Regions from separate parts of the Homo sapiens genome. Here region 1 is linked to region 2. The links are chromatin contacts, found by Hi-C in ENCODE. All regions are on one chromosome and are shown on one strand. The core of a region is the stretch at or near the end of the contact, and the rest is flanking DNA. Distances in the headings are between cores, read along the strand shown.

The links. Hi-C counts contacts between places; a loop is a spot of excess contacts on that map. Pooled maps may share reads with other maps.
Region 1: a map with no recorded cell type shows a loop between it and region 2 (6-fold over the local background). The contact joins the promoter of PNPLA2 here to the promoter of LSP1 in region 2. A Hi-C loop is called at or near these places in 13 of 37 single-sample maps with no recorded cell type and 6 of 50 pooled maps.

Annotation. Positions count from the first base shown.
Region 1 is chr11:817,634-820,936 of GRCh38, forward strand. PNPLA2 (patatin like domain 2, triacylglycerol lipase) reads left to right here and starts at 1,281. Exons shown (of 10, transcript NM_020376.4): 1 at 1,281-1,325; 2 at 1,941-2,272. The coding sequence starts at 2,086. RefSeq lists enhancers at 1,036-1,330, 2,866-2,915 and a silencer at 1,526-2,415.
Region 2 is chr11:1,851,834-1,855,160 of GRCh38, forward strand. LSP1 (lymphocyte specific protein 1) reads left to right here and starts at 1,251. Exons shown (of 11, transcript NM_002339.3): 1 at 1,251-1,364. The coding sequence starts at 1,312. RefSeq lists enhancers at 1-31, 1,023-1,342, 3,193-3,327.

The DNA of each region.
Region 1 (3,303 bases), core at 31-2,530, 1.0 Mb before region 2:
GTCCTCCCTGCTTGACCCTCTCCCATGGCTGGGCTTCAGCTACTCTCTCCCCTCACTCCCCGACAATCTTCGCCTGTCCTGGTCGGCTGCCTGGGTCTGCTCATTTACCCTTCAAAATTCAACTCAGCATCACTTCCCACAGGGAAGCCCTCCAGAACCCCTTAGGTGCCCCACACGTGGTTACCTACCTCCTCTCACTCATTTTTCTTTTTTCTTTTTTTTTTTTTTTTTGAGAAGAAGTCATGCTCTGTCACCTGGCCAGGCTGGAGTGCAGTGGCACAATCTCAGTTCACTGCAACCTCTGCCTCCCGGGTTCAAGTGACTCTCTTGCCTCAGCCTCCCGAGTAGCTAGGACTACATGCGTGCACTACCACACCTGGCAAATTTTTGTATTTTCAGTAGAGACAGGGTTTTGCCATGTTGGCCTGGCTGGTCTCAAACTCCTGACCTCAGGTGATCTGCCCTCCTCGGCCTCCCAAAGTGCTGGGATTACAGGCATGGGCCACTGTGCCCGGCCTCTTTTTAGGACGGAGCCTCGCTCTGCCCCCCAGGCTGGAGTGCAGTGGTGCGATCTCAGCTCACTGCAACCTCCGCCTCCCAGGTTCAAGTGATTCTCCTGCCTCAGCCTCCCGAGTAGCTGGGATTACAGGCGTGTGCCACCCTGACCGGCTAATTTTTGTATTTTTGGTAGAGACAGCGTTTCACCAGCCAGGCGGTCTCAAACTCCCGACTTTCTGTGATCCGCCCGTCTTGGCCTCCCCAAGTGCTGGGATTACAGGTGTGAGCTTCCACACCCGGCCTCCTCTCATTTTGAGCTTATGTAAATGCCTACCGGCCCCCAGTAGGGCTGGGGCAGGGTTGACTTTCCAGTGCTGTCTGGGATGGCTGGGAGCAAAGAGGCTGAGGACTGGGCAGCATCCCCCTAGATGGCCCCATCCTGTTCTGGCCCTGTTCTGGCTTCCCTAACTCAGCTTGGGTTGGGGGCAGCCCCAAGCCCCATCCCAGACCCTCTGCAGCTCTGGCAACAGCTAGGTCCAGAGATGACCTCAGCCTGGGGAGCCAGTGTTCCTGGGGAGACAGAATCTCATTGCCTCCCACCCCAACCTGAGAAAGCCTCTCGTTTGGGGGTGGGGTGAGGTTCAGGGAGGGATCCTGGATCTACTCCAAGCCCTGTTTGCTCCACTGACCAGGAGAAAAATGCGGAAAAGGGGTGAAAGGGTGACATCACCCAGGATTGCTCCACCTCTGGGGCAATTATCGGGAGCAGGGCGGCCCCAGTCAGACGCAGGCAGCCCCAAAGCCTGAACAGGCAGGGCCAGACCCAGGTAAGAAGCCAAGGTCCGGAAGGGTCGCGGGCGCGGGGCAGGGCTGAGGCCCCACGTCAGGTCGCGTGGGTCTGCGGAGCTGGGGTCCCCCACGAAGGGTTTGCGGGACTCGCATCCGGCCTTGGCCTTGGATGTTTATGGGTCTGTCTGTGGGTGAGCCTGTGGGTCCCGGGGCTCCCGAGGCCTGTGCGGCTTTCAGGTCTGGGGGTGCTGCCGGTGCGCCTCTGTCCAGGGACCAGCTCCTCTGTCCCGGGTGGGTGTGGGAGGCGGACCCGGTGGGGAGGGGCGGTGGCTGCCCTGAAACCAGAGCTCCCTCTCGCCGGTACCCAGGTCTGTGTGAGGCTTCCGGCCCCCAGGCTCGGGCCTGCGCCCAGCCCACCCTACACCCCTAGGCGTGTGCCCCCAGCCGTGCCCAGCAGGGGCGGAGGGAGGGCAGAAGCTTTCTCCGGGCGGCAGCGGAGGGCGGGGCTCCAGCGCGGGGGGCCGGGTCAAGGACGGGGGCGGGTCCCGAGGGCACGGCCGTTCCCTGCGCGCCCCGATTGGTCTTCGTGTGCCGGCCCCGCCCCCGCCGTGAGTCCCACACTTAAAAGCGCCGCCTCCGCGCCGCCCGCGTAGCTTCTTCGCCTCCGCCAGCGGGGACCCCGAGCTAGAGCCGCAGCGGGACCTGCCCGGCCCCCGGCTCCAGCGAGCGAGCGGCGAGCAGGCGGCTCACAGAGGCCTGGCCGCCCACGGAACCCGGGGCCCGGCGGCCGCCGCCGCGATGTTTCCCCGCGAGAAGACGTGGAACATCTCGTTCGCGGGCTGCGGCTTCCTCGGCGTCTACTACGTCGGCGTGGCCTCCTGCCTCCGCGAGCACGCGCCCTTCCTGGTGGCCAACGCCACGCACATCTACGGCGCCTCGGCCGGGGCGCTCACGGCCACGGCGCTGGTCACCGGGGTCTGCCTGGGTGAGCGGGGCCGGGGGCGGCAGGCGGGGGGCTGGCGGGAAGGCCGTGCGGGGCCGGGGGATGGTCTCCGTGAGCGGAGGGGCCCCGCGGCGAGTCGGTGGGTACCGTGGGGAGGGTTCCGGTCCGCGCCTGGGGAACCCGGCGAGGATCCAATCCGGGTCGCTGGCCTGGGGGCGGGGCCTGGTTTGTTTTGCTCCGAGGGTGCCCGGGGCCCGCCTGTCTGGCGCAAAGGTTTGGGGGCGGGCAGGTGCAGCAAAAGCTGCTTAATTGGACAGAAAAAGTAACTCGTGGGCGGGACCGTGAGAATCCGAGGAGGGACCTAAGTCACCCCGTGGCCCTGGATATTACAACCGGTGCCAGCGATCGGTCACAGTGTCCTGGGCTTCCGCAGTTGCAGGCTGCTATCAGGGGGCCTGGCATGGGGGTAGCCTCTTGAGAGGCGTCTGGGAACCGTGACCTGGTCCTTCCCAAGGGCCCGGAGGAGGAGCCCCGCTGAGGTCAGGGCTGGGCGCGAAGGGGCTCTCCTGCCCTCTCCTTGCACACGGTGCCCTGTGGCCTGGCTCCCCGCTGCGGCCCACCGCGTTTGCACACTTCATGGGTGAGGGTGCTTCTGGGCTCTGGTGCCTGGGTCAGGAGTGGATGGGTCTCTGTGTGCTGGGCTGGCCTCGGCTCGCACCATCGGCTGCCATGAGGGAGTGATGTTTACAGCACACGACTTCAGGAGCCTGTGAGGACACCCAAGATGACAGGGGCACTCTGCTCAGCAGGAGCCTGTCCGGGGCTCACCCCTGCCCTCTTCCTCTGAACTTTGTCCTGGGAGGGAGGGGGCTGGACCACAGAAGTGAACCTCTCAGGTCCCAATAACTAGAGCTATTATTGGGAACAGCCCCCTCCAGCCCCCTCCCTCTCATGGAGGCCTTCAGACAAGCGCCTCAGTCGGCCCCCTGGCTTCAAGATACATCAAGGTCCCTGCTACCCGAGCCAAGGACACCTCTCCCACAGTGCTTCCCCACCCTGCTCCCAACAAGACT
Region 2 (3,327 bases), core at 1-2,500:
TGATCTGGTTTTAGCCCTGCCCATCGTCTGGGCCACGGATCCCTCTGGTGCCTCCACTCGTGGGGCTCTGAAAGCCTCTGCTGGTCTTTGTGGTGTGTTTGGTGGGTGGGGGGCTCGCTGAGTCCCAAGGAGGCGGCCTCCGGTTCGGCCCCACCCTGATGGGTCAACACTCTGGGCCCAGGGCCCTCCCAACCCCTGGCCTCTCTCCAGCCCCTCTTTGCCTTGGGACCCCCTGTAAGTCCTTGCTGGTTGGATTTCTCAGGCCCAGCCGCTGGCCAGGGCTCCCTTCTCCCATTCTCCTGCGCTGAGGTTTCCAGCAGGGAAGCCTTCGCCACCTCTGTGGCTGCCCTACTCTGGCCCAGCTTAAGTCCTCCCCTGCCTCAGCTTTTGGGGTCTGGCTCCTGCAGTCATGCATCCCTCCTCCTGACCCTGGAGCCACTGCGTGGTCACTCCCAGAAGCTGGGGACAGTGAGGGCTGGAAACAGCCTCCATCCCTCCCCTCGGGCTGGCCTATGCCTCTTGGGAGGGTCCCTGAGGCACTGCCTTTAGAGCCTGGGGACACGAACCACTCGGTGGTCAACTCCAGCGACCAGAGCACGGAGAGCAAGGGGCAGCGGGGGGACGAGGCGGATGCCCGACAGCTCGGCATCAGCAAGGCAGTCCAAGACAGAACAAGGCACCCGACGGGTAGAACGCAGGGGCATCCCGGGCACAGCCCCCAAAGCCACCTGGGACCCACAGCTGTTTGATGTGCTCAAGGCTATGACCCCAGGCTTCGAGAAAAGACTCCACCAAGTTCCATGAGCACCTGTAGGAGAGCCGGCCTCTGGGTAGATTTCACCCAAAGAAGCTAAAACGCTCACGTGGTGCTTATGGGATCACAGACGTGTTTGTCCCTGATGCTGCAGGAGAACTGGCCACTCACAGGTGGACCTGATGGCCAGAGCTACTAGCGGGGACCAGGGGTAACATGGGTCCCCCTCCCCGAGCCATGAAGAGCTGCCTGCGGCCATCTTGGCCCTCGCACCCCGTCTCTGTCACCCCAGGCCCCTGTAACTTGCTTAACGCTTCCTGAGGGGTGGTTTGGGTTTTTTTTTTTTTCTTCCTCTCCTCTTGTAGCAACAGATTAAAAAACAACACCCTGACCCAAGCCGAGACAGGTTCCAAACCTCAACCTGCAGCCGGAAGGGGGAAGTGAAACTCGGCTGGGGGTGGGGGCTCAGAAGCCGCCCCAGAAAGCACTGAAAGCCACAGCACGTACACCCACTCCAGGGATCTGCCAGCACCCTGTGGGGCCCAGACTACAGGCTGATGGCGGAGGCTTCGAGTGACCCGGGTGCCGAGGAGCGGGAAGAGTTGCTGGGGTAAGGGTCTGCGGCGACGCCCGGCGCCCTGTGCCGTGTCCACGGGTGCATAGTCCTTGAGCTGCATGGAGGGTGGAGAACTGAGGTGCCTGATGGGGAATCTGGGGCCCCCAATGGGAGAACTTGGATGTCCGATGGGGAAACTGGGGACCCACAGACAGGTGGCAGGAAGTCTTGCTGGGACCCCCCTCTCACAACAAGGGTGGAGGTCTCTTCCGCCTGCCTCTGTGCCCTGGACTCACTGGGGGAGGCGCGTGGGATCCTAAGCCCATGGTGGATGCCTGAAGCGAGGAGACCCCAAGACGTGTCCTGGACTGCCAGGGAGGAGCTGGGGACTGTGGGCCCTGTTAGCTTGGGAAGAGGCAAGGTGGGGGCTGGGGAGCAGCTGTTCTGGGATGGGTGGAACTGGCCCGGGCCTGGCCACCTGCCCACAGGACTATCTGAGAGGGGCTATCCTGCCTTGAGGGTCTGGAGGCCGCCAGGCTTGGGGCCCAGCAGGCCTCAGGGCAGGGCACCCAAAGCTGCCCTTGACCTGCGGTAAAGGACAAGGCCAAGGATTCTGGCAGGTGCCTGTGCTGGGTGCCAGGCACCGTGTGTTGGTTGGAGTGGGGACATGAGGGGGCATGGCAGAGGTTGTGTGTAGGACTGCCAGAGCTGGGCAGAAAAACCCCGCTGCCAAAGGCCTCCTAGCGGGCAGCTGTACTCTGTGGTACCAATGGGCATCCAGCCCTGTGCTGGGGTGGGTGGAGAGGGCTAGCGGCTTAGTAACTGGGCTCCCTGGCAGAGGGGAGCTGCCGGCCAGCAGGCATCCAGGCATCACAGCTGAGCCTCGCCAGGGGAACCCGAGTTGCCCCCGGTGCAGGTCCCAGAAGAGATGGGAGGGCTCAGGGCGTGCGGTGCAGGGACAGGTAGGGCTTTGAGGGGCAGAGGGGCGACGTGCTAATGGTCAGGGGATGGGGATCCGGTGCTGGGGATAGAGGCCGGCCTAGGAGCAGGTCAGCGGGGGCTGTGGCCTGGTGTGCGGAAGGGAAGGCGCTGGGGCCCAGGTTGCAGAAAGAGTGTGATGCCCGCAGCCACACAGGACGGACCTGAGAGGAGGCCCAGGGTGACGCTCACATACCCCAAAACTGCAGCCAGGGCTGCTACCAGTCTCTGCCTTGGTGCTGACAGCAGAGGGTCCCGGTCTACCCGACCCGGGGCGGTGCAGGGACCACCTCCCGGCCTTCACACAAAGCTCCTGTGCTGTTGGTGGCTGCAGTCACTGTCCTGTGTCTGTGTCCTTGGTGGCCGTCACATTGCTGTGGGTCTGGTATGTGTGAGGGGTCTGCATCTCTGACTTCTTGCTGCCAAATCCCACTTGGGTACAGGTGCGGGGGGCCACTGAAGGGACCCCGAGTGCCGTGAGTGGAGTGGAGGCTAAGCAGAGGCCGGGGCTGGCTGAGGGCTGGGTCGGGACGTCCGTGCCTGTCCCCAGGGAGAGGTGGGAGGATGCCCTGCCCAGGCCGTGTGCAGGGAGACAGGCTTCTGGGTGCACAACAGCTGTGTCCCAGCTGCAAAACGGGCCCTCCTGTCAGCACCACCCCCAGCCCTGGACTAGGTGCTGCTCCTGGTCACCTCATGCCCATAGAAGGGCAGGACATGAGCCTCTGGGCTGGGGCACCCCCGCCTTCCTCCTTGGCCTCATCCTTGGCCACCCCCTCCCAGCTGTCTCAAATGCCCTGGATCCCCCGGGCCAGGAGCGGGGAGGGGGGGTTGGAGCGGGCATGGCCAAGGCACAGATGATCCTGGGGCATCTTGGTGCAGATCCTGGGAGGCCAGGGCTGCACCTGTGCCGGGGCTGTCAGGCGCTCCAGCTGGAGAGCGGCGGTTCTCCTGGGCTCTGCAAAGCCTGGACCCCCTCCTTGGACATCCCCTGCCCCCGCGAATTGCATGGGGTGCGCAGCCAAGCCTGACCTTTCAGAAT